Linked DNA regions of Homo sapiens: all the other regions are linked to region 4. Evidence: chromatin contacts called from ENCODE Hi-C or POLR2A ChIA-PET data. All regions are on one chromosome and are shown on one strand. Each heading gives the region's core, a stretch centred on a gene start or an enhancer-like site at or near the end of the contact. The rest is flanking DNA. Distances are from core to core; before and after follow the strand shown.

Region 1 (3,709 bases), core at 381-2,880, 260 kb after region 4:
AGACATCTCCGCTCACTGCCACTCTCCTGCCTCAGCCTCCCGAGTAGCTGAGATTACAGGCACCCGCCATCATGCCTGGCTAATTTTTGTATTTTTGGAGAGACAGGGTTTTACCATGTTGGCCAGGCTGGTTTTGAACTCCCGACCTCAGGTGATCCGTCCACCTCGGCCTCCCAAAGTGCTGGGATTACAGGTGTGAGCCACCACATCAAGCCTCTATGGTTCTTTTGGACATAGTTGTTTTACTTCACGTCAGATTTTTATTATAAGTTTGCAAAGTTTCCATTAGTAACCATGATGCAATTGTTCGAGTTACAAAGAATAAACACACAGATAAAAACAGCAAAGGTAGAAAATCACAACTTACAATCTGACCCTCAGTTCTTTACTTGGAATTTTCCATAATACCACCATTAAAAATAAACTTTCATTCTCATTCAAAAGCAACCCATAATTGTTTTTCCTGGACTTGCAATGCGTCAAGAGAGCGTCCACTGCCTTTCTAACCTGCAAAGTGGAAATTAGACAAATAAGTGAAATGTTTTCACAATAACTTACACAAATAAATGAAATGTTCTCAATCTAATTTAGCATTTGCCCCCTCCCACACCTTCTATTTTTTCCCTTCCAACTTCTATTTCAAGGGGTAACCTCCATAACCGTATCTATTAGGATCCTGCAGTTTATATTCACAGAAATCTAAGAATCCATCAAACATGCCTAAGTACCCACTTCCAGTACTGTGTGCAGAAGGGCACCTCTTCTACTTAAAGAGATTGGGCTAGAGGGAAACGTGCCCCTCCTGCCCTCAATGATGAAAGCAGTAATCCCAGGAAAAACGCAAAGCAAAATGCATTTAGCATTTACTGAGAACTCCTGGCAATTCTCCTGCCTCAGCTTCCCGAGTAGCTGAGATTACAGGCGCCCGCCACCACGCCCACCTAATTTTTGTATTTTTAGTAGAGACGGGGTTTCACCATGTTGGCCAGGCTGGTATCGAACTCCTGACCTCAGGTGATCCACCCGCCTCGGCCTCCAAAAGTGCTGGGATTACAGGCGTGAGCCACCGCGCCCGGCCTACTGAGCACCTTCTTACCATGTACCAGGCCAAAGCGCTTTACACTCATTACCTCTCCCGATCCTGGATAACGGGGAGCCGAAGGGCCCACTTTAAATAACGGGTAACAGACCTGCAAAACTAAGCGATTCGGTCAAGCGCTAATGATAGGGAAGCTAAGCCAGGTCGCCAGGTCTATCTCATCTAGCTCCACAGCACACTTGCAACCCAATTCACTAGCGCCAGGCCGCAGGACCAGGGAAAGCAGGCGCCCACCCACGTGTGTAAAGGGGAGAGACAGCTGAGGCACACGGCCCGCCAGCGACCGTCCCACAGCCCCGGGGAAGTCCGCCGAGCACGCACTCGGGTTCCGGCACCCTGCGCCTCACGAGGTAACCGCCACACTGCTTCCAAGCCACCCTCCCCAGGAACCACTCACCTGTTCTTTATCCAGCTGCTTCCGTGCTGTCGGGGCCGCTGGAGTCGAGGTGGAGGTTCCAGTAGCGGCTGCAGAAGACAGCGAGGCCGAGGCCGAATCCTCCATCTTGTTTCCACCTCGTGAAGAGGCGCGTGTGCAACCCCACTGCTGGCTTCTGGTGCGCACGCGCGAGCAAGCCCGGCCCCGGAAGCGAGGGGGCGGGAACCGAGCCTCTGTGCGTCATTTCCGGGAGAGCGTGGGGTTTCGCTCTCCGGGGCAGTGGCTGCTGTCAGAATCCCTTCTTTGAGGAGGCACCTGCTCTTCCGCTTTTCTCCAGCTTTCCATGAGCTGTGGGGAGTAGCTTGGGTGTCCTCTCACTCTTACTAGATAGAAATCAAGAAAGCGCCTTGAGGCGAGAGAAGAGTCCCGTCAGGAGGCCCAGTGGGGTCCTCCACACTCCACGGTCCCCGCCTCCGGGAAGGCCGCGCGTGGCATGGGCAGAGCGCGGAATCCTGGCTCCACTGCCCACCTGCCCGTTGACTTTAGGCGACGCCAACCCCAGGCTGGTGAGGAGTCCCTGAAATATAAGGCACGGGAGCCACCCGGAGCCACCCGACCTGCCACGTTAAGCAGCATGAGGGACCGAAAGATGAGTCTGGGCCAGTCTCTTAGGAGCTTCTGGTCTCGCAGAGAGGCGGGAGGTAAGATCCTGTACAAATAAGCGTGGCTGGTCGTGCGCGTGGCTGGCGTCTGGAATCCCAGCGCTCTGGGAGGCCGAGGCGGAGGGATTCCAGGAGTTGGAGACCAGTCCGTGCATATACGAGACTCCGTCTCTCCAAAAATTATAAACATTAGCCGGCGTGGTGGTGCGCGCCTGTAGTCCCGGCTACTTGGGAGGCGGAGGATGGAGGATCTTGAGGAATTCGAGGCTCGGTGAGTTCTGATCCGCGCCACTGCACTCCAGCGTAGGCAGTAGAGTGAGACCTTGTCGCTAAACAAACAGGTTAGGAGTGGAGGCTGGATAACTGACAAATGGAATACCTTAGAACAGGGGAGTCCAATCTTTTGGCTTCCGTGGGCCACACTGGAAGAAGAATTGCCTGGGCCCATATATAAAACTAATACTAATGATAGCCGACGAGCTTTAAAAAAAAAATCTAAAAAAAATCTCGTAATGCTTTAAGGAAGTTTACGAATTCGTGTTGGGCTGTATTCAAAGCCTGGCCTCCAGGGCCGCACGCGGCCCTTGGGTAGGACAGGTTTGCTTTGTAATGTCTTCCTCCCACTCCACCCGCCTCCCCAGAGGTACCCTTACCAGTGTCTCCTGGAACCTTCCAGAGATGTTCTAGGCATGTTTAGGAGATACTTCTCCTTTCTCTTGTTGGATGGGTTTAATTAATTTTTTTCCTTTTTTTTTTTTTTTTTTTTGTAATGGAGTCTCGCTCTGTCGCACAGGCTGGAGTGCAGTGGCACGATCTGGGCTCACTGTATCCTTCGCTTCCCGGGTTCAAGCAGTTCTCTGCCTCAGCCTCCCGAGTAACTAGGATTACAGGCACGCGCCACAACGCCCGGCTAATTTTTGTATTTTTAGTAAAGATGGGGTTTCACCATCCTGGCCAGGCTGGTCTTGAACTCCTGGACTTCATGATCCACCTGCCTCGGCCTCCCAAAGTGCTAGGATTATAGGCGTGAACCACCACGGCCAATTTTTTTTTAAAGAGGGAGTCTTGCCCTGACGCCCAGGCTGGAGTGCAGTGATCTTGTCTCACTGCAGTCTCTCCCTTTCGGGTTCAAGCAGTTCTCCTGTCTCAGCCTCCCGAGTAGCTGAAACTACAGGCGGACGCCACCATGCCCGGCTACTTTTTTTTTTTTTTTTGAGACAGAGTTTCGCTCTTGTTGCCCAGGCTGGAGTGCAATGGCGAGATCTCAGCCCACCGCAACCTCCGCCTCCTGAGCTCAAGCTATTCTCCTGCCTCAGCCTCCCCAGTAGCTGAGATTACGGGTATGCACCACCATGCCTGGCTAATTTTTTTTTTTTTTTTTTTTGAGACGGAGTCTTGCTCTGTCGCCCAGGCTGGAGTGCAGTGGCGCGATCTTGGCTCACTGCAAGCTTCGCCTCCTGGGTTCACGCCATTCTCCTGCCTCAGCCTCCCGAGTAGCTGGGACTACAGGCGCCCGCCACCACGCCCGGCTAATTTTTTTTTTTTGTATTTTTAGTAGAGACAAGGTTTCAC
Region 2 (3,625 bases), core at 874-3,373, 510 kb before region 4:
CCAGATTTGACACAGGATCCGGTGATTGCTCAGGCCTCAGGAGGGGAGGGTTGCCTTCTGGCCCTGATATCTGATCAACCACAGAACACCCAAAACAAATCTCTGAACCAGTGACAGACAGCGCGACCTTTAAGGAAGGTGTAAGTCAGGAGAAGGCCATCTCTCCTATACATCACCTCTCCCAGCCCAGGAAGCTGGCCTGCCAATTGCCCCAGAGTCTGGCCCAGCCACTGACCAGGTCCACCCTGCCCTCAGCCAATGCACACTCTCCAGCCCACCCCAGGGCCTGCTGGGGAGATCAGGAATCGAAGAATGGAGCAGCACTTCCTCCCACCCTCTTGTAGGAGGGAGATGGGTTCTATTCAGATTAGGCAGAAACGCTGAAAAGTATTGTGACCTTGAATCCTAAATCCCCGTTAAAGTTGAGGCTTAGGAAGCACCTGAAATCACAAGGACTGATCATTAGAATCTATTTAAAAACAAAGAGCAGGGCCGGGCACAGTGGCTTAGGCCTGTAATCCCAGGACTTTGGGAGGCTGAGGCGGGAGGATCACTTGAGCCTAGGAGTTCAAGACCAGCCGAGGCAACATGGAGAGACCTTTTCTCTACTAAAAAGGTCGGGCGTGGTGGCTCATTCCTGTAATCCCAGCACTTTGGGAGGCTGAGGCGAGCGGATTGCCTGAAGTCAGGAGTTGGAGACCAATCTGATTGACATGGTGAAACCCTGTCTCTCCTAAAAATACAAAAAAATTAGCCGGATGTGGTGGCATGCGCCTGTAATCCCAGTTACACCGGAGACTGAGGCAGGGGAATTGCTTGAACCAGGGAGGTGGAGGTTACAGTGAGCCAAGATTGTGCCACTGCACTCCAGCCTGGGTGACAGAGTGAGACTCTGTCTCAAAAAAAAAAAAAAAAAAGAAAGAAAAGAAAAAACATTAGCCAGGCGTAGTGGCGTGTGCCTGTAGTTTCAGCTACTTGGGAGGTTGAGGCGGGAGGATCACTTGAAACCTGGGGAGATTGAGGCTGTAGTGAGCTGTGATCGAGCCACTGCACTTCAGCCTAGGGGACAACGTGAGACCCTGTCAAAAACAAAAAGAGCAAAATCCTGATTTAAGACTTAAGAACTCTGGTGGAGGGTGTGAGGGGTCTCTGTATTGCTGGTGACCAGCACAATGCGTGGTGCTGCAGGCGGCCTGGACAGATTTTTCAAATGAATGTCAAATGTTGTTCATACTTCTAAACTTTTAAGAAATGTACAGAATATGGCTAGGCGCGGTGGCTCATGCCGGTAATCCCAGCACTTTGGGAGGCTGAGGCAGGCGGATCACTTGAGGCTAGGAGTTATGACTAGCCTGGCCAACATGGTGAAACTCCATCTCTACAAAAAAAAACGTGTGTGTGTGTGTGTGTGTGTGTGTGTGTGTGTGTGTGTGTGTGTTTAGAGAAATGTACAGAATACTGAGCTTGGGACATGTAAAAGCATAAATTTTCATTTTTACTTTGACCTGCCTGAAAATAGAAGTGAAAATGTGTTTGCCACAGGGGAACCGCTCTAGGGGCATCTGATTTGCTCCTAGGCCAGGCCAGGACAGAGCTGTGACCAAGCGTGAGGGTGGGTGGTGCGAAGGCCCTGTGGTTTCTGGCCCAGCAGGACTTTGAAAACAATCTGTACCCAGACCTCACTCCAGAAGGTTCTGAGTCACTGGCTCCGGGGTGGGGCCCTGACATCTATATTTTCAAATGCTCCCTAAAGGATTCCATTGCATAGCCAGTGTTGAGAACCATGGGATTAGACAGAGTGAGGAATGTTCTGGAACTCAGCACTCAGTGTCTGCTTTGCTGCTTTCCATGAATTCTAGTTCCCTCTAGGAACTCTCCTTGCCCACCTGCTAATCAGCCAGAGGCCATCAGGAAGGCTGGCTTTGGTAGCATGGTACAGCAGTCACATCTCTCTAAGTTCCAAAGTCAGTTTCTCAGGTGGAAACCACCTGCCGTCCCAGTCACCCTCACAGATCCCTCATGGGTGAATGACATTTCTCAATGAGGAGTGGGTCCGGCACAGCCAGTCTGAACTGCAGGGCTGCAGTAGACCCCGTCGTTGAGCAGGTTTTAGAGGAAGAGGTTGGCCATGTCAGATGAAATCCTGGTTTCTTTACCAGGGAGAATCATGCTGGGCACTTTGAGGGGCGCTCAAGGGATAGGCAGGAAGAGCCAAGCCCATGAGGGAGGCAGATTCCCATCTGCCCCTAAGGTTCCCTCATGGGTCTGGCAGCCCGAGAGGCCTGTGGTATTTAAGCTGTTTACGCTTCTCTCCCTCTCCTCTCCACTTTCCTGCATCCGTGTAGTTGAGTTTGTGGAAGTTAAGCTTGCATACAGTGTGCCTCTACCTGACTTGAAGACAAATCACTTGCCCTCTCGAGCCTTGGGCACCTGTCTTGAGAGGAAGGGCCTGCGTAATAGGTTGGGCCTCCTGGATGCTCCCCAGCCCTGCAGCCCTGCAGCCCCACACACAGCTACATGTGTGCTCAGAAGGTAGCTGAACCCATTCTGTGCTTGGCCTTGTGTATAATCACTTGCATGGGCTAGGCAGGAGATTCCCTTGCAGAACTTGAAACTCCCTGCAGCACTGAAACTCCAGCCATCCCTATCTCTTGTGGTTGTTCTGAACCAGTGCCAGTCTTGGAAATGGCCTGTTTTGTTTCAGGCAGTCATAAAAATGCCTTAGGAGTAGAGACTGTCCAGGCCAGAGTCAGCCAGCCAGACCATGGAGGCTCAGAAGTTGTTGGGGCTGAGCTGGCCTCCCCCAGTCCTCACAACTTTTTAGTCATTTGCTAATAATTAAGAGCCAAAAGTTCTCATCCCATCTTCCCTCCAGCCTTTGGACTGACTGGGATGCCACCATTTTTTATACAAGGTTCAAGGTGAGATAGACTTTCTTTCCTTTTCCTTCCAAATTCTCATGTAGAAAAGCCGCATGCAACTTCCTGGTTTTTCAACTTGGCACATCCACATTATCTTTTTGCATTTATCTTTTTTTTACTACCTATACCCTGGCCTTTGAATTTTATAATACACTTTGCATTTTTCTAAATGCAGTTGGGGTTTTCCAGAGCTGTGCAAAGCCAGGAAATATGCATGTCATTTAAATGACTCCGGTTAACCTTTAGCCTTTAACTGGTTTCTCATAAAACTCGACTCTCTCCCAGCTATGGTTTGCATTCTTCAGAGCAGCAAAACTGATGAACATCTACAGCTTTCACTGTTCCCTGCTGGGCCCCCTTCCCTTTGCTGCCTCCAGTCTGATGAGCCATGCTGGCAGACTCTGGGAAATGTGAGTCCCAAGCAGTGTCTAGCAGAAGGTTCCAGACTAGATTGATGCAGCCCCTGTTGCCACTTCCTGAGGTCTCCCAGGGCCCCTGGCTTCAGCGGCTTCCCTTCCTATCATGGCATCTTGTTCCTATCATAGCACAGTAACCATAATAGATCCCATCTGTTTCCCACCAGAAACACAAGATCCAGACTGCAGATTGCACACTTGACTGTAGACAGGGACTCTGAGTGTTTCCTCACCCACTCCCGTGCGCGTCCATCCATCATTTGCTGAATGGTAGGCACTGTGCTAGCC
Region 3 (3,764 bases), core at 54-2,553, 330 kb before region 4:
CGAGCCAGGTTCTCGCGGCCCACGGTGGCCACGATGCGCTGGCGGCACAGCTCCTGCAGCGGCCGCACGCGGCGCTGGCGCAGCGGGGCCCCCAGCATGCGGCGCGGCGCCGCCACGTAGTGCTCCAGCAGCTCGAAGAGGCAGTCGAAGCTCTCGCGGCTGCCATCCAGGTGAAAGCGGCCGGCCTGAAAGTGCACGCGGATGCTCGTGGGTCCCGAGGCCATCTTCACGCTAAGGGCGAAAAAGCAGTTCCGCTGGCGGCTGTCGCGCACCAGGAAGGTGCCCACGGGCTCGGCGCGCAGCCGCTCGTGCGCCCCGTGCACGCTCAGGGGCCCCCAGTAGAATCCGCAGGCGTCCAGGAGCGCGCTGGCGCGCGTGATGCGCCGGTAATCGGCGTGCGAACGGAATGTGCGGAAGTGCGTGTCGCCGGGGGCCGGGGCCGGGACCGCGGGGCACGGCCGCGGGCGCGCGGGGGCCGCGGGCGAGGAGGAGGAAGAGGAGGAAGGTTCTGGCCGCCGTCGGGGCTCTGCTGCTGTGGAGACTGCATTGTCGGCTGCCACCTGGTTGTGTGCTACCATCCTACAGAAGGGGCCAGCCGGAGGGGTGGGCCATAGCGTCCGGGGGTGCGCTGCGGGAGAGACAAAGAGGTGAGCTGGGGCGCTGCGGGGCCGGGCAGGTGTGCGCCGGCCGGACAACTCCGGAGGGCGGCGCTCCCGGCGGACCCGGCCCTAGGGGGCGAGCACGGAGCACCAAGTCCGCGCGGATCCGTTCAGCCTCAGTGGACACAGCTAGAAAATGGGCTCTGTACTCCGCGGAGCTCTTCCCGGCGGGTGGGGGCTCGGTGGAGGCGGAGTCCGGCCTCCGGGCAGCACCGAGAGGGGGGCGTGGAGAGCAGCCGGTTCTGGCTCCAGCCGTCCGGCCCCGGCTCGCCGCCCCGCGCCCGCCGCCTGCTGGCCAGGCTGGGATCCGCGCCTGGTCTGGGCGATTTGGGCTAGGGCCGGAGAAAGGCTGTGCTGCGGGAGCCCCGCGCGCGGGGGGCGGCCTGGGTGGGGCCGGCGAGGGTCAGGGGCATCGCGGCCGCGACCCCATTCTGCAGCCCCCGAGGCTCGCCCGACTCCTGGCTGCCCTGGACTCCCCTCCCTCCTCCCTCCCGCCTCCTCGCCCAGGGCCCGGCTCACCTGGCGGCGGGGCGCGGGACGCCGCGGGCGGGACGGCGGGGGGCTCCGGGGCGCTCCGGGGCGGCTCTCGCGCATGCTCCGGGGCCAGGAGCCGTGCAGCTGCCACGGCCGCAGCTCGCTCTGTTCGGCGCCCGCCCCTGCGCCAGTCTTTTAAACCGGCTCGGAGGCGGGGCTGGCGACGGCGGGAGGCCCCGCCCCCTGCCGGCCCCGCCCCCAGCTCCACTTTTGGTTTCTCTTTCCGCGGTGGCGTCCGGCGAGGACCGCTTCGGCCCTGTTTCCCTCTCTTCTGGACCCTCCCGCGGGGCCCTCTGCCCGCCTGTTCGCACCTGCCCCAGCACCCGCCTCTCGAGGGGCTCTGGCCCCGACCCTGCGCCTTCCGGCCACTTCTCGGACCCCTCCTTCGGACTTGGCGACCCCGATTTTGCCCCGCTACCTCGGGTTCCACTTTCTGCCGCCAGGCCCTCTTGGGACGCGCCCTGACACACCCTCCTCCGCCCCAGCTGTCTCCACACCCGCCGGGGGCAGAGCCCTGTCCTCTCCTCCCCTGCAGCCAGATCCCCCTAGGAGGCCACAGAAGGTGTCCCCAACCCTGAGCCTGACCCCACCCGTAGACCCCCTCCTAGCCCCTGCTCCACCCGCCGTCGACGCCCTCAGTCGCCCGCCCTGCTGTCCCGAAGCCCCGGCCGGCCGCGGTCTCTGGTCTTGGCTCGGGCTTCCCGGGAAGCGGCGGCCTGACCACAGGCTTCAGAGGAACCCCTGGCGGCGCGGGCGCCTCCACCCCGGCCCAGTTCCTCGGAAACTGGGCGGGGCCGGGCAAGGTCCCTGGTGGCCTCGACTGCCCTCCCTGCGCTCCCACTACCCGGCTGCGGAAGAAACTGAGGCTGGGGAGGGGCTGGGATTTGCAATGGCTTGCAGATTGGGAGCTCTGGACCTGGATCTCGCCTTCCCCGTCTTCATTTTGGGGAGAGGTGCAGCTGGACGACATCAAATTGGAGCCCAGTGAAAAAATGGTGCATTCTCAGACGTGATGAATCCCCAAACCTGGTTTCCTAGCCCTCCTCTCCCCCGACCCCTTCCTCATAGATTTCCCCCTCCTACTGCTCCGTCAGGCATCTGCCCTTCAAAGACTGCCTTCCCACCACACACACGGCCGGGGCTTGGGATGGTGGGCGGTCGGTGGTCGGGGCTGTAATTTGCACACGTGTTTGTGATTTAGTGATTCCGATTGTCGTGCGAGGCCATGGAGTAGGTGCCTGGCTGCTCCGTGTATTTTTGAATGAAGGCATGTGAGGAGCCCCAGCATCACAAGGGGCCACATAAAAACCTGGCTAGGCTGGGCACTTGGTTACTGGCCTCACACTGGGACACACTGCCCTCTACAGACAGCTCTCAGACGGCTTCTCTCCTGGAAGCCCTGGTGCCCAGTCCCTTCCCGCCTCCCTGGCCCCACGATACCTCTTTCCCCAGGCAGAGCCTAGGTCCTTATTAACCTCCTGAACACAGGGAGTGGCCCAGAATCAGCCCAGCTTAGCACCCCATCAGTGCCCTGAATCTGCATGTGGCCAGGGCTGGTGGTGGTCATTGGTGTAGCCTCCTAGGTTGTGCGTGTGTGTGCGTGCGCGTGCGTGAGGGGGTGAGAGAAGATGCAGAACCTTGCCTGCACCAGAGGTCAGGTGTGTGATCATTCGAGAGATGTCCACTGAACATCTGCTGGAGGCCACACTCTGTGGAGGGTGATGGAATACAAGGAGACCCAGTTCCAAATCTGCACCTTTCTATTCTTGTGACCTTGAGCATGTAATTAACCTCTCTGCCATGGTTTCTTTATCTGTGAAATGGGGATAATAATAGTACCTCTAGCAGGGCGCAGTAGCTCATGCCTATAATCCCAGCACTTGGAAGGCCAAGACAGGAGGATTGCTTGAGCCCAGGAGTTTGAGAACAGCCTGGGCAACAAAGTGAGACCCCCTCTCTACAAAAAAAAAAAAAAAAAAAAAAAAATAGTACAAAAATCAGCCAGTCGTAGTGGATTGCACCTGCAGTCCCAGCTACTTGGGAGGCTGAAGCAGGAGGATTGCCTGAGCCCAGGAGGTCAAGGCTGCAGTGAGCCACGATTGTGTCACTGCACTCCAGCCGGGGCAACAGACTAAGACCCTGTCTCAAAAAAAAATAAATAAATAGTACCTCCATCCCGGGGTTGTATGGGAATTAAATGAGTGATTATGGGTCAGGTGCTTAAAACAGCCCGTAGTGTCTAATAAGCAGTCGGTAGATGTTTGTTGTTCATCTGAGGGTGCCTGTGGGTGTGGCAGTGTGTTGGAGCCCACAGACGCATGGCTTCAACCCCTGTGTCCATTTTTTTAAAGAGATGGAGTGTAGCTCTGTTGCTCAGGCTGGAGTGTAGTGATAGGATCGAGGAGGCACTATAGCCTCGACCTCCTGGGCTCAAGAGATTCTCCCATCTCAGCCTCCTGAGTAGCTGAGACTACAGGCACATGCCACCACACCCGGCTAATTTTTTAAATTTTTTGTAGGGATGGGGTCTCACTACGTTGCCCAGGCTGGTCTCGAACTCCTGTCCTTTAG
Region 4 (3,609 bases), core at 996-3,495:
CTCAAGCCCTTTCTGGAGTTACAAGGGCATTAGCAAGCACCAGCTTTTTCGCCGGTGTGTGTTTCTACTTTCTACCCATTGCGTAAACCCCTCAGGACCAGGAGCCATTCTTCTGCATCCTTTACACGGCAAGGGTAGCGCTTTATTTCTCAACAGCCCGCCCATAAAAGGAACGGAAGTAACAAAGGGAAATGTATTCCCCAAAGACAGTGAATTACACTTCAATCTACTATTTTAGAGACTTAAGAAATGGGCCGGGTGAGGTAGTTCACACCTGTAATCCCAGCATTTTGGGAGGCCAAGGCAGGTGGATCACTAGAGGTCAGAAGTTCGAAAACAGCCTGGCCAACATGGCAAAACTCTGTCTCTACTAAAAATGCAAAAATTACCTAAGCATGGTGGCACCCAACTGTAATCCCCGCTACTTGGGAGGTTGAGACACTAGAATTGCTTGAACTCAGGCAGGGGGTTGAGGTGGGGTGGGGAGGGTTAGAGGTTGCAGTGAGCCGAGATCGCACCACTGCACTCCAGCCTAGGCGACAGTGAGACTCTGTCTCAAAAAAAAAAAAAAAAAAGAAAGAAATTGATCCTACGTCTTAGATCAATCACCCAGTCACTTAATCTGTGAAAACATTACAAGATACTTTCTCAAATGTGAATAAATGCATCAATTATTCATGCCTTAAAGTAACAGGAAAGAGGGAGATGGGCCTCCCTCATGGTAGATTACAATTAAATGTTTCTTAGAGAGTTTGGTGCACATTTAGTTCCCAGAGCAAGGGCTGGTGGAGAAGAAAGCCAAGTGCAATATGGGTGTTACTCTATGCCAGGTAAAGCAAGTCACACGCCATCTAGATCCTGCTCCAACTGATAAAACCAAAACACTGGTGGAATTCCAGATACCAGCCTGCACTTCTCTCTGTAGGCATCTGGGTTAGTCCTAAATAGGAAGTCCTAAAAAGAGTCACTCTGAGAAGGCAGGGGGTGAGAGGGCAGATGAAGCAGCCAAGCACACATTAAGGCAAATCATGGCTTTCCTAAAGAGGACCCCAAGCTGGGCTTCAGACAGTCTTTGAACCAGCACCAGTGCACCAGGCCAAGGGGAGGGAGGCATCCTCTTTGGGAAGACTGGTAGGAGCTTGGAAGACCCCGTGGCTTCCACAAACTGTAGATTTCCCAGTGACCACTGCTCAGTCCAACAGCCAGTGACATCAGCTCCACTGTCGGGAAGTAGAAAACCAGTGAAGGTCCAACTAGCCTGGTCCCTGAAGCATGACTGGCCCTTCCAGAACATACACCTTTCCCCTATCACCTCCTCTCCCTGACCCCGAAGAGCTTCGGGCACACCACCAACTGACCACCTATCCACAGTGACCTGCAAACCAGAGCGGGGAGGGTATTTGCCTAGCTTGGCAGGGAGGGGCGAGATCCACTTCTGCCACCAGTCACCAGCTGGTCCCACCAGCACCTACCCAGCACCGGCGGTGGACGGTGAGCGGCGTCTGGGCCCAGAGCTGGGTGCCATCAGCAGTAAGAGGACCCCTGCGCTCGCGGGGTGCCCGCCTTACCCCGCGGGGAGGGGTCAGGCCTAGGGGCCACGGCCCGCTTCGCTCTCTGATTTTCACCTCCCCAGGGTCTCCCAGGGGCCTCGGGTGTCCTTCCCGGATCTTGCGCGAAGTCGCGGGGGCAGGGAGAGAAACGCGGGTACCCGCGCCCCTAGAAGTCAAATGTTTGGCAAATAGCATTTGGGAATTCGTTGGGGTTTTTTTGTTTGTTTTGGTTTTGTTTCTGAACCCCCGGGGGATATTTCTGGAAATCTCAACCTGAGTCACTAGAGAGAATCGCGCCTTTTTCTAAAAAGCCCAGGGGCCGTCCTCTCCGGGGAGGGGGACGCGGCGGGCCGCGAAGGGCGCTCGTTCGGGTGGGGGCCGGACGACCCCGCCACGCGCGATCGGGCCACTCTGGGACGCAGGAGCTGAACCCAACCGGAGACGCGGCCGGGACCAGCGCTGGGAGGCCGGACCCCGCCCCGGCCGGGCCCCCACGCCCTCCGCCGCGCCTCGATGCCCGCGACCCGACCCGCGCCCCCTGGCATCCCAGGAGGCCCCAGCCAAGGGCTCAGTGCCCGGGGCCCCCAGCAGGTGCTGGCGCCACCGGCCCCCCGCTGTCTCCCGCTGGTCCCCGCGCCCCGGCGTCCCCGCGCCGCACTCACCGCCGCCCGCGCCGCCTGTCGAGCCGGGAGGTCTGAGCTGGCCTCTCGGGCGCCCCGAGAAAAGGGCCGGGCGGCGGGGACGGGGGCGGGGGCTGGACCCGCCGGGGCGGAGCGCGGCCGGCTTGGGCTTCCGGCTTCTCCCGCCCCCGCGGCCCGCACCTGGGCCCCAGGCGAGACCACCGCCGGTTCCCCGCCTCACTCTGATCGCCCCCAGGCTCCATCCCACACCCGGCTCGCTCGCCACCCCAGAGCTTCCCAGGCTTACCCCCGAGACGCCTGGCGCGGACCTGGTGTCTCCCCCACTCTCCTATCCTGCCCCTGCCTCTCGGTGCCAGCCCCACCCGTCCGCCCCCGACAGCCTGGCCCTCCCTCCTGATTTGCCGCTCGCGGCTCTCCCCACTTTCCCCCCTCCCCGCGCCGCTCCACCACTTCCAGGCGGCGGGACCACCAACCTCGACCCCGGACCCGCGCTGGGGCGCTCCCGGCCCTCTGGAGGGCGGCCCTTCTCTTCCTGTAACTCTACAGACGCGTCCGGACAGACCAAGACACTCTCTGTGCCTTCGGGCATGTTACCCATCCTCTCTGAGCTCGGCTTCCTGTCTGCAAAATGGGCACAATAGCGGTCCTGTCTCCTAAGACCGACTGGGAGTGAACTGGGAAGATGGTAAAGTTTTTAGCACAGGATAGGTATTAGGTAAGGCTTATCAGCTGCCTGTCCGCTTTGTGCCCCCAGGGTGGTCCGTGCCGCCAGGTAGGCCTTTCTCAGCCATCACTGAAAGCAAGCTCTGGAAATCAGTAGCCCCATTTCACATCCGCCCCTAAATGGGTGCCATCTGCCCGTCTGCTTGGAGCCCCATCGGCCGGCTGCAGTGATAACAGCAGCAGCCTGGATCCAGCAGGCTCTCTGGGAAATCATTAGAGGGAATTAAGAAGCATGCCTGGCTTTCAGAGTACACAGAGTCAGGAGATGGGCAGAACCATGATGTGGCCATCCACAAACAAACGCCATTTGGACAGGGAGCTTCCGAGCCCCATGCTGGCAAAGACCTGGATCTTAGAACCCTCCGGTGCCCAAATCCCATGCCTTTACCCGAGGTCCTAAAGATAGTGAGGCCCAGATAGGGAGTGTGGCTTGTCCCGGGTCCCTCAGCAAAGTGTCCCCAGCCCCAAGTTCTTGCCACCTTGCGCCATGTCCACTGACGGGCCACCCTCAGCCGTGGACGAGTTACCAAGTTGGAAGGGATTTCAAAGTTCTCCCAAGCATAGGAGGTTCCCATGTAGATGTTATTAGTGTGGGCAACATTTTACTGCTTTTAAAATATGAAGGGGGCGGGTGCAGTGGCTCTTGCCTATAGTCTCAGGACTTTGGGAGGCCATGGCCAGAGGATCTCTTGAGC
Region 5 (3,555 bases), core at 153-2,652, 260 kb before region 4:
ATGCCAGCATGAACGCTCCGGGCCTTCTGTGGGGTGGGCGGCACGGGAGAAAGGGAGTCTAGCCAGCTCCGGCTGGGTGCCCTGGCTCAAACCATCCTTGCCTCAGGCAAGGACACCTGCATGGACCCAGTCGCTCAAGTCCCAAACCAAGTCCATCCTTGAGTTCTGTCTTTGTCTCCCCTCATCGGGCCGTGGGGAGTAGAGTGAAACCGCAGCTGCAGCCTCCTGGCTAGTCTCTCCACTCCTCTGCCCCCACAGCCCAGTCTCCACGCGGCGGCCAGGGGCGTCTACTGAAAACGAAAATCAGGTCATGTCTCTCTCTTTCTCTTTCTCTCTCTCTTTTTTTTTTTTTGAGATGGAATCTCCCTCTGTTGCGCAGGCTGGAGTGCAACCACCTCCCGGGCTCAAGTGATTCTCCTGCCCCAGCCTCTCAAGTAGATGGGTTTATAGGCCACCCACTACCACGCCCGGCTAATTTTTGTATTTTTGGTAGAGACGGGGTTTTGACATGTTGGCCAGGCTGGTTTCCTGACCTCAAGTGATCCTCCCACTTTGGCATCCTAAAGTGCTGAGATTACAGATGTGAGCCACTGTGCCCAGCCTCCTCTCTCTGTCTCTCCCCACCCCTCCCCTCAAAAATGCGCATTCCTGGTACATTTAAAGCAAAATCCAAATTCCTTTAAGTGGCCTGTGAGTCTCTACCTGATCTTGCCTCACCGACCTCTTGACTGCATCACTGACTGCTCCCCCATCACTGCGCACCCATACTGGCCTTTCTGTTCCTCATACACACAGGGTCGCTCCCGCTGCAGGGCCTTAGCATTCGCCATTCCCTCTGGTGGGAGTGGCCCTTCCCCAGCCCACCAGCCCCTTCTGTCATTCAGGTCTCAGCTGAGGGAGCCTGTGCAGATAAGCCCCTCTCCCCACCCCTCCTGGTTTATTTTCTTCATCTGCATGTGCTTAGCACCCGAAATTGTCTCTTGCTCTCTCCCCATCCTTCACCAGATTATAAACTCCATAAAAGCAGGGTCTTTTGTTGGTTTTGTTCACCGCTGCATCCCAGGCATTCAGTGAGCACTTGTTGAGTGAAGAAATCAGACTCAGTCTTCCCCTCTGTAAAATGGGACCACATCAAACCTCCTGGCAGGGTAGTGGTGTGGCTCAGAGGTAACGTTTGTACACAGTTGGACTTCTTCCCTACTGGCCCAAGGACTTACCTGGCCACCCCTCCTGGAACCCAGCCTCCTCCAGCTCCCCCAAGCCCTCTGCCTTGGGAGCGGACACCTTAGCAGAAGGGCCGTCCTCCAGACCCTTTGCAGCCAGGCCTCTCTGCTCACAGATCCCTGAGGACATCCGGAGGTTGGTGCCCAGAGCCTAGCCCCAGGCTCATGCAAATTCTGTCTTCCAGTTCAGCAGCTGTGGCCTCCTTCACTCGGCCTTTTAAAAGAAATTCTTGGGCTGACTCACACTTCCTTTGTCTCCAGCTGGGTTCACTCAAGTGTCGCTGTTTTGCAAGGCTGAGGTTTGAGTCCCTCAGAAGCAATCTCTGATGCAGGGGCGCTGTGTGCTTCATTGAACTTCGAATGAAGGTCAGGCCCCCCAGAAAACCTCATACCAGGACAGTTGGGAAACTACCCCTCACTGGTGGTCAGGGCATTCTGGGTTGGAGAAACTGCTTTGGGGCTTTGGCAGGTGTTCATTTTGTCCATCCCCCTGCCTCCCACCTAACCCCATCCCAAACTCACTCAAAAAAATGCCCCTACTGCCCTGGGGGGTGCATTTCAACGTCTCATGTACCCCGCTTTTCCTTCCTTCCCTGTGAAATCAGGCGTTTGGATTCAGCGCACTGCTCAGAAGGTTTGTTTCTTTCTGTGCAAACACGTGGAGTGATGCTCTGTCTCGATTTTCTAGAACACTTCCACTTTCACAGAATTGCGGTTATTTTGAGAAAAAGGGTCTGTTACAGGTACAACAATATACTGGTACTGGTCTGCATTTCTTGTTTCTGTCCCTGGAAGAGTTTTTATGTAAATAAAGTCACACTGCTCCAGGGGAAAGGAATTCCTGAGGAATTCCCTGGAGAGAAAGGGATGAGTGATATTTAACCCATTTTCTCCCGTCTCCAGTAGAAAGAACTGGAGCTTTGGAGGCAGGCTGATTTCAGGGTCAACCTCTTCCTGGCTGTGAGGCATTGAGTAAGTTACTTAACCTCTCAAAGGGCCTGAATTTCTTGGGGGTAGATTTAGGGCACAGTTATCCCTGGATACTATTTTTGAGGGGGGAGTCGAACCTTTTTTATTTACTTATTTTTTTTAGAGACAGGGTCTTGCTCTGTCATCCAAGCTGCAGTGCAGTGGCATGATCACAGCTCACTGCAGCCTCGACTTCCTAGGCTCAAGTGATCCTACCACCTCAGCCTCCCAAGTAGCTGGGACTACAGGCACACAACACCATGCCCAGCTAATTTTTTAATTTTTTGTAGAGACGGGGGTCTCCCTGTTACCCAGCCTGGTCTTGAACTCCTGGGCTCAAGCGATCCTCCCGCTTTGGCCTCCCAAAATGTTGGGATTATAGGCGTGAGCCTGGCCTGGAACCTATTTTTAATAAATGGAAGTGAAATTCACGTAACATAAAATTAACTAATTTGAAATGAACAATTCAGTGGTGCTTAGTACATTTACAGCGTTGTGCAACTACCACCTCTCTTTAGTTGGAAAACATTTTCATCATTCCCAAAGGAAACTCTGTATCCATTAAGCAGTCATTCTCTACTCCCTCTTCTCCTTGGTAGTTAACTTAGGTACTACTGGGCTTTCTTGACTGAAGTCCCTGAAGAAGAAACAAATATTTTCCAGCTGGGCCACCACCTGTGACAAGTTGTCATTTGCACGGGGCTGGGATTCTGTTCTGGGTATGTATGTGCCATTCTATATATATGTGTGTGTGTATATATATATATATATATATATTTTTTTTTTTTTTTTTTTTTAATGCAGAGACTCACTCTGTTGACCGGGCTGGAGTGTAGTGGCATGATCTCAGCTCATTGCTACCTCCGCCTCCCAGGTTCAAGCGATTCTCCCACCTTAGCCTCCTAAGTAGCTGGGACTACATGTGTCCACCACCATGCCTGGCTAAGTTTTGTATTTTTTGGAAGAGACAGGGTTTTGCCATGTTGGCCAGGCTAATCTCGAACTCTTGACCTCAAGTGATCCACCCACCTCAGCCTCCCAAAGTGCTGGGGTTACAGGTGTGAGCCACTGCGCCCAGCCCCCCATTCTCTAAATTTTGACACAGCTGAGAGTCATCTAACCACCACCACAACCAGTACACAAAATAATTTCATCCCTCCAAAAAATTCCCACTTGCTACCCTTTTGTCATCATCCCCTCCCCTGCTCCCAGCCCCTGACAATCACTGGTCTGTTTTCTGTCCCTAGAGTTGTAGCTATGCCCAAATGTCAGATGAATGGAATCCTGTAGATGTGTACTTTTGGGTCTGGCTTCTTTTGCCCAACACCAAGTATTTGAGATTCATCCAAGTTGCTGGTTGTAT
Region 6 (3,560 bases), core at 103-2,602, 360 kb before region 4:
AGAAAGAAAGAAAGAAAGAAAGAAACAAAGAAAAGAAAGAAAGAAAGAAAAGAAAAAGAAAGAAAAGAAAGAAAGGAAAGAAAGAAAGAAAAAGAAAGAAAGAAAGAAAGGAAAGAAAAAGAAAGAAAGAGAAAAAGAAAGAAAGAAAGAAAGAAAGAAAGAAAGAAAGAAAGAAAGAAAGAAAGAAAGAAAGAAAGAAAGAAAGATAGATTAGGGTTTACCAGGGGCTGGGACAAGGGCGGTTGGGCGGGTGACTGCTATGAATATGGGGTTGTATTTTAGGGTGGGGAAAACATTCTGGAACTAGACTGATGGTTATATAACACTGTGAACGTACTAAATGCTACCTAACTGTACTTTAAATTGGTGATTTTTATGTGATGTGTATTTTACCACCTTTTTCTTTCTTTCTTTCTTTTTTGGAGACAGATTCTCACTCTGTCACCCAGACTTAAGTGCAGTGGCATGATCTCAGCTCACTGCAACCTCTGCCTCCCAGGTTCAAGCTATTTTCATGCCTCAGCCTCCCGAGTAGCTGGAATTACAGGTGTGTGCCACCACACCCAGCTAATTATTGTATTTTTAGTAGAGATGGGGTTTCACCACGTTGACTAGGCTGGTCTCAAACTCCTGACCTGAAGCAATTCTTCCACCTCAGCCTTGCGAAATTCTAGGATTACAGGCATGAGCCACTGTGCCTAGATGCCACCATTTGTTTTAAAGTAATTAATGGGGCTGGGTGCAGTGGCTCATGCCTGTAATCCCAGCACTTTGGGAGGCCGAAGCGGGCAGATCACCTGAGGTCAGGAGTTCGAGACCAGCCTGGCCAACATGGTGAAACCCCATCTCTACTAAAAATACAAAAATTAGCCAGGCGTGTTGGCATGCACCTGTAATTTCAGCTACTCGGGAGGCTGAGGCAGGAGAATGGTTTGAACCCTGGAGGTGGAGGTTGCAGTGAGCCAAGATGACGCCACTGCACTCCAGCCTGGGGGACAGGTGAGACTCCATCTCAGGAAAATAAATAAATAAAAATAAATAAATAAAGTAATTAATGGTAAAACAAAAAAAGTTGAACTTTGCTCTGAATCTTCACAGTATGCCTACATGTGGTGCCCTATTTTCTCTGTTTTGCAGGTGGGGAAGCTGAGGCCCAGAGAGGTGAGTGGCATGTCCGAAGCAGCCCAGCGCAGGGTGCGAGGTAGGCAGGGCTGGGCCCCCGGGCCTTCCCTGTGAACCATCTGCCCGCCGGTTGCAGGAGGCAGTTCCTGGAAAGCAAGCGGGCCGAGTTCCTCACAGAGATCAGAAGAGCAACAAGATCTCCAGGCCAGGGCAGAGGTCCCCGCCCTGGATGCTGGTGACACTTCCCCTGGGCGGGAGGGGCTGGGAGCATGCAGATCTCAGCCCTGAACAGCCTGTCCTCTCGCCTCGAGGTTCTTGGTAGGCTGGGAACAGCCTGTCCTGCTGAGCTTCCTGTCACCTCTCTAGCTGCCCACACGCCGCACAGCTGCCACCGCCGGCCCTGGCCCGGGAGAGGGGGGTCTCTGGGGATCTTAGCAGGCCATGGTGGGGGTGTCTTGGGGCCAGCCTGAACTGAAAGACCATCACAGCTTGCAAGCCACCTCCCTGCTCTGTTGCTGGCTCTCCTTGAAGACAAGTGTTTTTCAATTAACCAAAGCGGTGCATGGCAATGTGATAGGGGAATGAAACACAGCAACAGAATCAATGCCCCACGCTGGGCAATAGCCGACTTTCTGTTCGCTCCCATCCCTTCCTTCCCTCCCCGCCTCCTTCCCCTGCTCCTTCCATTCCACAAACATTTATTGAGCACCCGCTGTGTGCCAGCCACTGTTCTAGGCCCTGAAGACACAGAAGTGAACAAAAAAAAAGAGTCCCTGTGCACATCCTGGAGGGACTTTCCCCGTGTGTGTGTGTGTGTGTGTGTGTGTGTGTCTATACAGTGTATGGAGACAGTGGATAATAAAAGCTGTTTATGAGGCACTTTCTCTGAGCTGTTCCATGTGCTTCACTTATACTCATTCAGCTAATCCTCAGGACACCCCCGTGAAGTCAGTGATATTAGTCACAGAGGCCCAGAGAAGTGAAGTGACTTGCCCAAGGTCACACAGCCAGCAAGAGGCCAAGCCCGGATTGAACCCCAGCCGCCTGGCTCTGGAGCCTGCAGCATAACCACAGCAGGGAACTGCCACCGGAGACAGACATCGACAGCCACTAGGAGATGTTAACCAACAGGCTTGTCTTCACGGCACGGCCCCCGCTTCACCAGCTGCACTGTTTGATGAGCTTTGCAGGTCCCAGATCTTATAAGCTCATGGTGATTGATCCAAATGATGCAGAGGTCGGCCTAAAGTTAGAAGTGGGCCCCTCTCTGCCCCAAGACAGCCCTTCACCCCAATTCCATTCCCACAGTTTGGGCATCCACCCAGGCTGCCAAGCCAAGCGGGGGCTGCCCGGGTTAGCAGGGACCTGGCCATGGGCCTCCTCAGCTAGGGGCCGCCTCTCTGAGGAGTGGGTGCCCCGCCCCTCCGTGGGCCGCCTGGTTTCTCTTATTGGCAGCGTCTGTAGTCCCCTGGCTCTGTCACCCGCAGCTATTCTAGGCCTCTGGTTCCTTTCACTTTCTGCTCTGCGTCTTCCTGCCTCGGTGGTTCCCCACCATCCAGCCTGAGACCTCCCCGTTGCCCGCCCTGGGTTTCTGTCTGCTCCTCTCCGTGGTGGCCGGCCCTGGCTCTGCCCCAAAGCCATGGAGAAGGCCAAATGCAGGCTGTAGAAAGGTCTGGGATCAGATCCCCCCATCCTTCCATGGCCACGTGACCGGGCCCGCCTCTTCCCTCTGAGCCTCACATCCTCATCTGAAGAGGGAATGCTGCTCATGCCCACCTTGCGGGGATGTGGGGAGGGGGTGCTGCCAGTGGAGACTCCCAGGGGACCCTCCAGGAGTCTCATCCTGACTCGAGACTGGGCACCTGGTGGGGGCACAGGCCCCCTCTCCCGCCATGGGACCGCCACATCCAGGCTCTCGTGGGTTGAGATGCTGAGGAAAGGAAAGAACAAAACCTGCTGGAGGAGCAGCGAACACGGCCCTCAGCTGGGTGACCTTGGGCAAGTCACTTCCCCTCTCTGGGCCTCAGTTTCCATATCTGTGAATGAGGCAGCTGGACTGAAGAATAGAGAGTCACAAAGCAGAGTGACACAAACTGGGCTACAGGAAACCCTGGAGGCCCTCGACCCAGGCTGGGGCCGGGGATGGTTCTGCAAAGCCTCTTGGGAGAGGGTTGCCTGAGCTGAGTCTCCAAACAGAACAGTGGCCTTAAGTCACGGGAGATGAGCCAGAGCAGTCCAGAGGGCACGGTCAGCACATGCTAAGGTCCTGGGGCACAGAGTACAGGGCTTGAGAAGGGTTCCTCTTGCTCCATGTGACTTTCATCATCCAACAGCCTGTGGTGGCACTTGCCTGTATCCCAGCTATCTAGGAGGCTGAGGTGGGAGGATTGCTTGAGTCTGAGAGGTCGGGCTTGTTCTCCCGGTGTTGGCAGAGTCCA

The links. A loop is a pair of places that touch in the nucleus more often than their neighbours do. ChIA-PET counts read pairs that join two places held with the same protein, here RNA polymerase II (POLR2A). Pooled maps may share reads with other maps.
Region 1: a loop to region 4 is called in a pooled map, with 9 times the contacts of the local background. The contact joins the promoter of RSL1D1 here to the promoter of LITAF in region 4. A Hi-C loop is called at or near these places in 1 of 37 single-sample maps with no recorded cell type and 8 of 50 pooled maps. POLR2A ChIA-PET finds 5 or more read pairs at or near these places in 4 of 52 experiments (GM10248, HCT116, HepG2 and 1 more).
Region 2: a loop to region 4 is called in a map with no recorded cell type, with 4 times the contacts of the local background. The contact joins the enhancer-like site here to the promoter of LITAF in region 4. A Hi-C loop is called at or near these places in 3 of 37 single-sample maps with no recorded cell type and 4 of 50 pooled maps. POLR2A ChIA-PET finds 5 or more read pairs at or near these places in 1 of 52 experiments (PC-9).
Region 3: a map of naive thymus-derived CD4-positive, alpha-beta T cell shows a loop between it and region 4 (2.2-fold over the local background). The contact joins the promoter of SOCS1 here to the promoter of LITAF in region 4. A Hi-C loop is called at or near these places in 2 of 168 maps with a recorded cell type or tissue (CD8-positive, alpha-beta T cell and naive thymus-derived CD4-positive, alpha-beta T cell), 8 of 37 single-sample maps with no recorded cell type and 11 of 50 pooled maps. POLR2A ChIA-PET finds 5 or more read pairs at or near these places in 10 of 52 experiments (AG04449, HepG2, PC-9 and 7 more).
Region 5: a loop to region 4 is called in a pooled map, with 4 times the contacts of the local background. The contact joins the enhancer-like site here to the promoter of LITAF in region 4. A Hi-C loop is called at or near these places in 5 of 37 single-sample maps with no recorded cell type and 8 of 50 pooled maps. POLR2A ChIA-PET finds 5 or more read pairs at or near these places in 2 of 52 experiments (GM12878 and H1).
Region 6: a pooled map shows a loop between it and region 4 (7-fold over the local background). The contact joins the enhancer-like site here to the promoter of LITAF in region 4. A Hi-C loop is called at or near these places in 1 of 37 single-sample maps with no recorded cell type and 6 of 50 pooled maps. POLR2A ChIA-PET finds 5 or more read pairs at or near these places in 1 of 52 experiments (activated CD4-positive, alpha-beta T cell).

What each region holds. Positions count from the first base shown.
Region 1 is chr16:11,849,912-11,853,620 of GRCh38, forward strand. It overlaps RSL1D1 (ribosomal L1 domain containing 1), which reads right to left and starts at 1,631. Exons shown (of 9, transcript NM_015659.3): 1 at 1,497-1,631; 2 at 368-507. The coding sequence starts at 1,601. RefSeq lists enhancers at 793-1,992, 1,765-2,299, 2,300-2,833 and a silencer at 1,561-1,747.
Region 2 is chr16:11,076,573-11,080,197 of GRCh38, forward strand. The region is part of intron 19 of CLEC16A (C-type lectin domain containing 16A); the gene reads left to right. Among named protein-coding and RNA genes, the nearest start is that of CLEC16A, 130 kb to the left of the region's middle. Within about 2 kb of position 2,124, at least 20 of the 41 ENCODE cell types and tissues checked have a DNase peak (open chromatin) inside an H3K27ac peak, as active enhancers do.
Region 3 is chr16:11,254,901-11,258,664 of GRCh38, forward strand. It overlaps SOCS1 (suppressor of cytokine signaling 1), which reads right to left and starts at 1,304. Exons shown (of 2, transcript NM_003745.2): 1 at 1,179-1,304; 2 at 1-628. The coding sequence starts at 578. The region is part of intron 1 of LOC105371082 (a long non-coding RNA gene); the gene reads left to right. RefSeq lists silencers at 1-39, 450-599, 610-659, 760-1,499, 1,750-1,949.
Region 4 is chr16:11,584,674-11,588,282 of GRCh38, forward strand. It overlaps LITAF (lipopolysaccharide induced TNF factor), which reads right to left and starts at 2,246. Exons shown (of 4, transcript NM_001136472.2): 1 at 2,213-2,246. RefSeq lists an enhancer at 1,000-1,109 and silencers at 2,010-2,089, 2,120-2,599.
Region 5 is chr16:11,327,254-11,330,808 of GRCh38, forward strand. The region is part of intron 1 of LOC105371082 (a long non-coding RNA gene); the gene reads left to right. Among named protein-coding and RNA genes, the nearest start is that of RMI2, 16 kb to the right of the region's middle. RefSeq lists enhancers at 93-152, 243-312, 373-432, 1,323-1,372, 1,431-2,210. Within about 2 kb of position 1,403, at least 20 of the 41 ENCODE cell types and tissues checked have a DNase peak (open chromatin) inside an H3K27ac peak, as active enhancers do; they include GM12878, where a contact is called at or near this core.
Region 6 is chr16:11,222,964-11,226,523 of GRCh38, forward strand. It overlaps LOC107984859 (a long non-coding RNA gene), which reads left to right. Exons shown (of 4, transcript XR_007064984.1): 3 at 1,138-1,161; 4 at 1,259-2,001. Among named protein-coding and RNA genes, the nearest start is that of SOCS1, 31 kb to the right of the region's middle. RefSeq lists enhancers at 1,492-1,541, 2,022-2,101, 2,532-3,091. Within about 2 kb of position 1,353, at least 20 of the 41 ENCODE cell types and tissues checked have a DNase peak (open chromatin) inside an H3K27ac peak, as active enhancers do.